Regions from separate parts of the Homo sapiens genome. Here region 1 is linked to region 2. Evidence: chromatin contacts called from ENCODE Hi-C or POLR2A ChIA-PET data. All regions are on one chromosome and are shown on one strand. Each heading gives the region's core, a stretch centred on a gene start or an enhancer-like site at or near the end of the contact. The rest is flanking DNA. Distances are from core to core; before and after follow the strand shown. Region 1 overlaps MAML3 (mastermind like transcriptional coactivator 3). Region 2 overlaps MAML3 (mastermind like transcriptional coactivator 3).

Evidence for each region. A loop is a pair of places that touch in the nucleus more often than their neighbours do. ChIA-PET counts read pairs that join two places held with the same protein, here RNA polymerase II (POLR2A). Pooled maps may share reads with other maps.
Region 1: a loop to region 2 is called in a pooled map, with 4 times the contacts of the local background. The contact joins two enhancer-like sites. A Hi-C loop is called at or near these places in 2 of 50 pooled maps. POLR2A ChIA-PET finds 5 or more read pairs at or near these places in 3 of 52 experiments (MCF 10A, PC-9 and activated CD8-positive, alpha-beta memory T cell).

What each region holds. Positions count from the first base shown.
Region 1 is chr4:139,986,942-139,991,875 of GRCh38, reverse strand. All of the region lies in intron 1 of MAML3 (mastermind like transcriptional coactivator 3), which reads left to right. Among named protein-coding and RNA genes, the nearest start is that of MAML3-AS1, 140 kb to the left of the region's middle. Within about 2 kb of position 2,797, at least 7 of the 41 ENCODE cell types and tissues checked have a DNase peak (open chromatin) inside an H3K27ac peak, as active enhancers do; they include PC-9, where a contact is called at or near this core.
Region 2 is chr4:139,870,725-139,875,106 of GRCh38, reverse strand. The region is part of intron 2 of MAML3 (mastermind like transcriptional coactivator 3); the gene reads left to right. Among named protein-coding and RNA genes, the nearest start is that of MGST2, 210 kb to the right of the region's middle. Within about 2 kb of position 2,691, at least 6 of the 41 ENCODE cell types and tissues checked have a DNase peak (open chromatin) inside an H3K27ac peak, as active enhancers do; they include PC-9, where a contact is called at or near this core.

The DNA of each region.
Region 1 (4,934 bases), core at 1,548-4,047, 120 kb before region 2:
AAATAGATGGTTTGTTGTTGTTGTTTTTCTGAGACAGGATCTTGCTCTGTCACCCAGGCTGAAGTACGGTGGCATGATCATGGCTCACTCCAGCCTTGACCTCCTGGGCTCAATGATCCCCCTGCTTCAGCCTCCCAAAGCTCTGAGATTATAGGTGTGAGCCACTGCATCTGACCTGGTGGACTTTATATGTAAATTTTACCTCAGTAAAACAATTTTTTTCAAAAGAAAATCTATTGGCACAGAAGTAACTTTTTAACCTTCAATAATAATATTTTCAAGAACAAGATTTATGTTGGAAATATGTATTAAATGATATTAGTATTACCATTTAAAGTTAGTAAATACTATTCTTATTCAACATCTTTTCAGCACATGTTGATTCATGATTATTAGAAATAGTTTGGTGACCTAGGTTTTCTTGTAGGGTTTTTATGGTTTTAGGTCTAATGTTTAAGTCTTTAATCCATCTTGAATTAATTTTTGTATAAGGTGTAAGGAAGGGATCCAGTTTCAGCTTTCTACATATGGCTAGCCTGTTTTCCCAGCACCGTTTATTAAATAGGGAATCCTTTCCCCATTGCTTGTTTTTCTCAGGTTTGTCAAAGATCAGATAGTTGTAGATACGCGACTTTATTTCTGAGGGCTCTGTTCTGTTCCACTGATCTATATCTCTGTTTTGGTACCAGTACCATGCTGTTTTGGTTACTGTAGCCTTGTAGTATAGTTTGAAGTCAGGTAGCGTGATACCTCCAGCTTTGTTCTTTTGGCTTAGGATTGACTTGGAGATGCGGGCTCTCTTTTGGTTCTATATGAACTTTAAAGTAGTTTTTTCCAATTCTGTGAAGAAAGTCATTGGTAGCTTGATGGGGATGGCATTGAATCTGTAAATTACCTTGGGCAGTATGACCATTTTCGTGTTATTGATTCCTCCTACCCATGAGCATGGAATGTTCTTCCATTTCTTCGTATCCTCTTTTATTTCATTGAACAGTGGTATGTAGTTCTCCTTGAAGAGGTCCTTCACGTCCCTTGTAAGTTGGATTCCTAGGTATTTTATTCTCTTTGAAGCAATTGTGACTGGGAGTTCACTCATAATTTGGCTCTCTGTTTGTCTGTTATTGGTGTATAAGAATGCTTGTGATTTTTGTACATTGATTTTGTATCCTGAGACTTTGCTGAAGTTGCTTATCAGCTTAAGGAGATTTTGGGCTGAGACGATGGGGTTTTCTAGATATACAATCATGTCATCTGCAAACAGAGACAATTTGACTTCCTCTTTTCCTAATTGAATACCTTTTATTTCCTTCTCCTGCCTAATTGCCCTGGCCAGAACTTCCAACACTATGTTGAATAGGAGTGGTGAGAGAGGGCATCCCTGTCTTGTGCCAGTTTTCAAAGGGAATGCTTCCAGTTTTTGCCCATTCAGTATGATATTGGCTGTGGGTTTGTCATAGATAGCTCTTATTATTTTGAGATACGTCCCATCAATACCTAATTTATTGAGAGTTTTTAGCATGAAGAGTTGTTGAATTTTGTCAAAGGCCTTTTCTGCATCTATTGAGATAATCATGTGGTTTTTGTCTTTGGTTCTGTTTATATGCTGAATTACATTTATTGATTTGCGTATATTGAACCAGCCTTGCATCCCAGGAATGAAGCCCACTTCATTTTCTTACATGTTATTTTAAGCCTCTCAAGTAAATGTAAAGATTTCTCTATAGTGAGGTTGTCTGTATGACTCTATAGAGGTTGTAGTCAGCAATACTTCAGACTCTGAAAAATGTGAAAAGTGAAAAAAATCAAGATTACTTTGTCAAAACAAAACAATTAATTTCTTCTGATTCCATCCTATTTCTTTTCTTACAGTCCTGATTTTTTTCTTTTACCTGACAATATACTTTAAAGATACTTAATATTTAAAATATTTAAATTATTCTGGAAGTGATGGAAGTGAATCTCTCTCTCTCTCTTTCTCTCTCTCTCTCTCTCTGTGTGTGTGTGTGTGTGTGTGTGTGTGTGTGTTTGTTTGTGTGTGGTGGGGTGCAGGGGTCAGCAGTGGTACCAAGGGCAGAGACTGGATGAATAAAATTGTTAAATTACTGGCTACGGCATGAATATATTCACGTGTTCCCTGCTGCTATCCAATCCTTTAAAGGCCTTGGCTTTCAGTGAAGAAGGGTAGCCTGACAAAAACACCTGGGTAGGAAGACAAACAGGAGGAGGCTTTTCACCAATGGCTTGGTGTTGCATGTGGGATAGGAAGCAGGCAGCATTTCTGGGCTTCACTGTGATTCCTGTGGGCTCCATGACTCATGGACCGTGAGTCATAGCATCCCACACTGAAGATGGCTGAGCTGAAAGGTTAGACACATTCAGTGGCAAGTTCAACAAAAACTTTGTCCAGATTTGCATGATACGGGTAATAGGGAGGAAGATCAGGCAGAAGGCAGCAGAAGCCGTCGGGCGTGTTTCATCCTTAGATGCTGCCGCAGGGGAGGCCGATGGTTCTGATTTTCCTGGCCGCCTCTCTGGGCAAGTGCTCCAGAGACCTCATTATTTCATTAATTCTTACAGTGCCCTTGTAGCATAAGTAAGGTGGCACCTATTATTAGCAACACTTTTGTTAATGGGACATGAATGAGTCCATTCAGAGTGGTATTTTATTGGCGGACAATGCCTTTGGTAGTTCTGGAAGCTTTGTATCCTTGGCCAAGATTCCTGCTTCTGTCCCGTCCAGAGCCCTGTCTCTGGAGTGTGCTCTCGATGGACAGAGTTTATAAATCGTCGAGAAGGGGCAGTTCTGCCAACTGAGGCGACTTGCAATTTAGTAAGTCTGTAGCCAGCAGCTGCCTCTGCGAGGAATCAAGAGAAGAAGCAGGTTCAACAGTGAGCAGTCACTTCCATCAATGATGCTGAGCAGGGGTAGAGCAGGGTGATTCCTTCAGGAATGTGTGGTATTTGAAAGTGATTGCCCCCTGTTTAACAGGGGTAAGTAAGATAAGGACACGTCCTTCTCACTTCCTCAGCCAGTGATCTTGCTTGTTAATTGGGAGTTGCTTGTTAGTCCAGAGTGTTTAACCTCAATTTTATTGAGATGAAGTTTACATACAACAAATGCACCAATTTTAAGTACACAGTTTGAGTTCTGACAAATGCATACACCCTTATAACCACCACCCCAGTCAAGATGCAAATATTTCTACTCTCTTAAATGCCCTCTTTTGCCCCTTCCTGTCCCTGTTGTATATAAGTTTACGATGGGACAACTAAAGAACTGAAGTGATCTGTAAATGGCAGTTGGATGGCACCGTTTAATGAACTTAGACTTTTCTGTGCTCTCCAGCTCATGAAACGGGAATTTTTGCTTGTCTGGAAAAACTGTTAAAACCCAGCAAAAAATACACCTCAAGGATTAAGTGTGGGACAACTCTTCTAAGGCGTTTCCCCCATTTCAATTAGTTCCCATTATTGTTAAGCCTAAAAGTCCTTCAAAGTAGTAATGGTGGGACAGTTCACTGTTTCTTTTTTTTTTTTTTTTTTTTTTTTGAGACGGAGTCTCACTCTGTCGCCCAGGCTGGAGTGCAGTGGCGCGATCCTGGCTCACTGCAGCCCCTGCCTCCCAGGATTCAGTGTTTCTTCTGCCTCAGCCTCCCGAGTAGCTGGGATTACAGTCACACACCACCAGGCCCGGCTAATTTTTGTATTTTTAGTAGAGATGGGGTTTCGCCATGTTGGCCAGGCTGGTCTTGAACTCCTGACCTCAGGTGATCCGCCCGCCTCGGCCTACTAAAGTGCTAGGATTATACTGTTTCTTGTTTCTTCTTTCTTCCTTTTTTTTTTTTTTTTTTTTTTGAGACGGAGTTTTGCTGTGTTGCCAGGCTGGAGTGCAGTGGCATGATCTCAGCTCACTGCAGCCTCCACCTCCTGAGTTCAAGCGATTCTCCTGCCTCAGCCTCCCAAGTAGCTGGGATTACAGGTGCCCGCCACCATGCCTGGCTAATTTTTTTGTATTTTTAGTACAGACAAGGTTTCATCATGTTGGCTAGGCTGGTCTCGAACTCCTGACCTCAGGTGATCCACCTGCCTCGGCCTTCCAAAGTGCTGGGATTACAGGTGTGAGCCACGGGGCCCAGCCACAGTCCACTGTTTCATGAAAGACTTGTGCTGAACAAAGTGGCCAGGCGGGAAGGTGCACCAGACTCCACGTACTGACAGCTCTGTGATTCATGCCGAGAACTCCCACACAGTATCATCTTCTAAATGGAGATGACCGCAGGGAGAACAAAGATGCCACACCCCAAGAAGAGAAGGAACAGGTTTATATTTTGACATGCTAGAAACACAGAGAGGCTGATTTTTCTTTTTCAACTTCTCATGGACACCATAAAGAACGGCATAAGATAGAGGCATTCTGAACATTCAGTGATGACGCACGGCGTTCCCACCACAGAACAAAAAGATGAGAAGTGACATCATAACAACCCAATGCTATGGTGACCAGCAGTATTCAGAAACAATCGACATCTGTTTTTCTGCCTTACCATGGCCTCTGCCCAGTCATTTTCTTTGAGGCTGTTTGCTTTCAAAAAACTGCTGACCAGGAGACGTCGTATGATGCCAAAATATTTATAAACTGTCCTCCCTCTGGGAGTGAGGGAGAGGGATACTATTGCTTGTTTTAAAATAAACCTTAATGTAGGGCAGGTGAGTGGCTAATTTATCCATTTATCTTTTTAACACGAAGAAAAAGCAGCCTGCTTTTCTGCCTGGTCTACAGTGGGAACAGTGGCTAGCTCACAGATCGTTTCTCACACAGCCCAAACCTTTTCTAAGTGGCAGGTCGGCAGCCCTCAGGTTGATAGTGCAGAAGTGCTAAGTGCATTTGATTGGTATCATTACTGGTCTCTAGTAATTGATTACTGTCCATGGTG
Region 2 (4,382 bases), core at 1,442-3,941:
GATCAGCTGGGCATGATGGCTCACGCCTGTAATCCCAGCACTTTGGGAGGCCGAGGTGGGCAGATCACGAGGTCAGGAGATTGAGACCATCCTGGCTAACATGGTGAAACCCCATCTTTACTAAAAATACAAAAAATTAGCCGGGCGTGGTGGCAGACGCCTGTAATTCCAGCTACTCGGGAGGCTGTGGCAGGAGAATGGCGTGAACCCAGGAGGAGGAGCTTGCAGTGAGCTGAGATCGCGCCACTGCACTCCAGCCTGGGCGACAGGGCAAGACTCCATCTCAAAAAAAAAAAAAAAAGGAAAGATAGGGGATGATAATCAATAGAGATATTAGGATGACTCTGTGTATTAGTTTACGTTAAGCATTTAAAATAGTATCAGACCCATAGGATGTACTGTGTTTTTAAAATTAAAAACATTAATCATATCGTGTGATTTGTACTTTTTTAATCCTCTAGGAGAGTGTAAGTTTCTTCAGTTTTCCTTTAAGCCAGTTTCATTCATTCATTCATTCATTCAACATATTTTATGTGCCTGTGGTGTCTAGGCATTGTGCATACAAAGATAGAAAGATTCTGGAAGAAATATATTATCATATATATGTGAAAATTTTATAGACAGGGACTGTAAACAAAATGGTAAAAGTGTATTACTGTTCTCTTTTAAAAGCCAACTGTTAGCAAGTTTCACTGGTGATTTTTTTAAAAAAAATCAATCTTGGCTCTGACAAGATTGTTCCTCCTGCATAATTTACCTCTATTTAAAATAAAAACTATTTATTTTTCATATTTTAAAGTACAATATTAAAATGCCATCTTTTTTGTTTATGTTAAATGATTTTAAATGAGGAAAACATCTCAAGACATAATCTAGCCACTCCCCACTCCTAACTCTAGAGGTCTGTTAGACTCTTTGAGGCCTTACAGTACCCTCATTGTTTCTGGTACCTCAGTAGATGAGAAAAATCATTTCTCTTTGTTAAAATCAGAAGCTAAAAAAGAAGGTGGGATTTAATTTACCTGAACATTTTATAACATCTGATCCATTTACATATTAAATGCAGGTAAACACATATTCCAAAATAATGAAAAGACCTTTTAATAAAACTTAAAAACTTAACTCCAAAGTAAAGAAGAGCTCTATTGGAAAGATTACCATATTAGTTATCTATTGCTGTGTAACAACTTATGCTCAAAACATAGCCACTTCAAACAACAAACATTTATTATCTTACATGGTTTTCAAGGGAATGCAGGAGCAGCTTAGCTGGGTGGTTATGGCTCAGGCTCTTCCATAAGGCTACCGTGAAGCTGTCAAGTGGGCTGCAGTCATCTGAAGGCTTGACTGGGGCTGGAGACTCTACTTCATATGTGGCTCCCTCCCATGGCTGCTGACTGGAGGCCTCAGTTCCTCACCACATGGACCTCCCCACAGGGCTGCTTAAGTTTTCTCATGACATGGCAGCTGGCTTCCCCTGAGTCAGCTTCAAGAGAGACCAAGGAGGAAGCCACAGTTCATTTCATGACATACTATCGAAATCACACACCTTCGTTTCTTCATTGTTTCATTCATTAGAAGCAAAATAATTTAAGTCCAGCCACACTCCAGGAGAGAGGGATTAGGTTCTCCCTTCTGAAGGGAGTGTCAAGAATTTGTGAACATATTTGTGGACACCATAATGACCATGAATGGCTTTGGCATTTTATAACATGCTTAAGTGGTACTGGCTCAGGAAAGCTTAGGATGGGAAGAACTGAGCTGGCAAAGGTGAGCAGCTCCATTTTTGAGGATACATAGATCAGATGTGCTGGAGTGAGAGGAGGGATGAAATCATAGGCTCCAAACATACCAGAAATTTCTTTTCTTTCACTTAGCAGTCCTGGACCTGATATCAAAGCTGTGCCACATAGCAGAGAAGCAATACAACATTCTGTGGTCAAATGTGAAGCCTTGCTTTTATTTAAAGTAGGAAACAAAATATCTGCGTGATTATTTATTTATTTATTTATTTATTTATTTTTTGAGATGGAGTCTCACTCTGTCTCCCAGGCTGGAGTGCAGTGGCACAATCTCAGCTCACTGCAACGTCTACCTTCTGGGTTCAAGCAATTCTTCCTGCCTCAGTCTCCTGAGTAGCTGGGATTACAGGCGCCCACCACCATGCCCGGCTAATTTTTTTAATATTTTTAGTATAGACGGGGTGTTGCCATGTTGGCCAGACTGGTCTCAAACTCCTGACCTTAGGTGATCTACCCACCTCAGCCTCCCAAAGTGCTGGGATTACAGGCATGAACCACTGTGCCCGGCCGTGTGATTATTTTTTTAACTCTAAACCCAACCTTGTTATTGATAGGATTTTTATTTCTGCCTTAAGAATTCTTTCCATCACCTTTTCATTTTAAGACACTTATCATTTCTATCCCTTCCTTTGTCCCCTGTGCTGTCCTTCCTTCTGAAGTTCTCACCCGGAAAGGCATTACATCTTTGATGCTGCAGTTCACTTCTGTGTGCACCCCTGAGTTCTTCCAGTACATCCTCCAGTTCCTCTGCTTTCCATTTCACAACCTGGTTACAGTTAGTCACACTGTAACTTCCTGTTACTGAGTATTTCAGGGGCCAAAGCTCTCTATGCCCTATGCTGTCCACTTAGTCATCTCTCTCCACATTTGTATTATTCACAGCAAGATGCATGCACACAAATCCTTTAAGTCCGTCAGGCTTTTCTTTCCATTTCCCATTCAAATATGAATCACCTAGCAACATTTATTGAAGACCAATTGCACATGAAGCTGTGTTCCCATTATTGTGAGCCTCACAAAGGAAGTAAAAGCCATGGTCCTTGCCATTAAGAAGTTTATCCTCTACTAAAAGCTGGATTAAAAAATTTTTTTTAAAATAATAACAGCATACAGATTCCCGTTTATATTCAATAGAGTGAAATGTTGTCCAAGTTACAATGATCAAATGCAAGGGTTATTTCTCTGTATACCTTTTAACTGAGAAAGCTAGCCATCTTTTGGATTAGGTAAATGCATGTGCCTTGATGAGAAATACTGCTACAAAAAATTAGTGCCTGCTGTTCACTTCCTAGTATTGTAAACACGTTTCACCCAATCTGGTGAAATTTCAAGGCATGTTTTTGAAACTAAAATAAATAAATAAAACATTTATTAATCCTCTGTAACAAAGATACACCCAATTAATGTAACAAGTAGTTACAACCGATAACTGAAGCATAAGCAAAAGGATAATTGTATTAGTGTCCTAGGGTTTTCTTCTTTTTAAAAAGACGTCAGCACTGTGCATTGTTTTACCTTATTTTTAATGGACTGTTGATCAGAAAGGGGAGTAGGGAAACTGGGTTGCGAAGGGTTAATAAGGAACAAAAAGTGCAACCTGAGGAAGACACAGCTCAGGGAGGAGGACCCAGGGGAGTGTGGAAGCCCCTCAAAGCTCATTAGAGAGATTCAGCTTGTGATACAAGAAGCAATGGGTAGTCATTGTAGGTTTCTGAAAAGAGGAGAGTACTATCTCGATCAAAGTGATTGGCAGGAGAGATGCTAGGAAACAGCATACCTGGAACAAAATAATTAGGACCTGACTGCGTGTGACCCTGGAAATAGGTCCAAAGAAAAAGCAAGAGATTGTGGAAGTGACTGTGGGCAGGGGTGGGGACAGGAAAGGAAGAAAGGCGTCAAATTTGACTTCCAAACCTCCATACTTAAAAAAAACTGAGGATGGCCATTGGTTCCTGGCAAAGTGAGAGCTGAATTGACCAAAAGTTGTTTACTCTAATTGGCTTAATTGTCATTTGTACATGTAATGAAAGTTATTTTTCTGTGGAGAAATAAAGGAGTAACAGTGTGAATTTGGGGCTTATCTAGGTGGTAGGTAAAGAAAGACATATGAGTCGAACCACTTCTTGAGGAATGTCATACATGAGAAAAAATGTATAGTCTAGCATCAAGTCTGGAGATAGCTAGAACTAATGACCATGAAAAAATGATATACCATGAAAAAATGATAAGCACACAAGAAATAAAATGTGTGTATTGTGTGACTGCATGTATATTTGTGTATGTACACACAAACATGCATTCCAAAAACATCTGAAAACCCACTCATCATCATGTTAGCCCTAGGTAGTTCTAACTAATGGAAACACAACTGATACTTCTTTTCCTTTCTTTCTTTTTTTGCTTATCTGAATTTCCTCATTTTTCCTGTTGAATGTATATTGCTTGTATAAGTTTCTTCATAGTGAGAAATTGTTTTAAATCTTTGGTGAAATGAAAGATATAGATACAAAAATTAGTCAAGTGTGGTCCCAGCTACTTAGGAGGCTGAGGTGGAAGGATCTCTTGAGTCCAGGAGGTCGA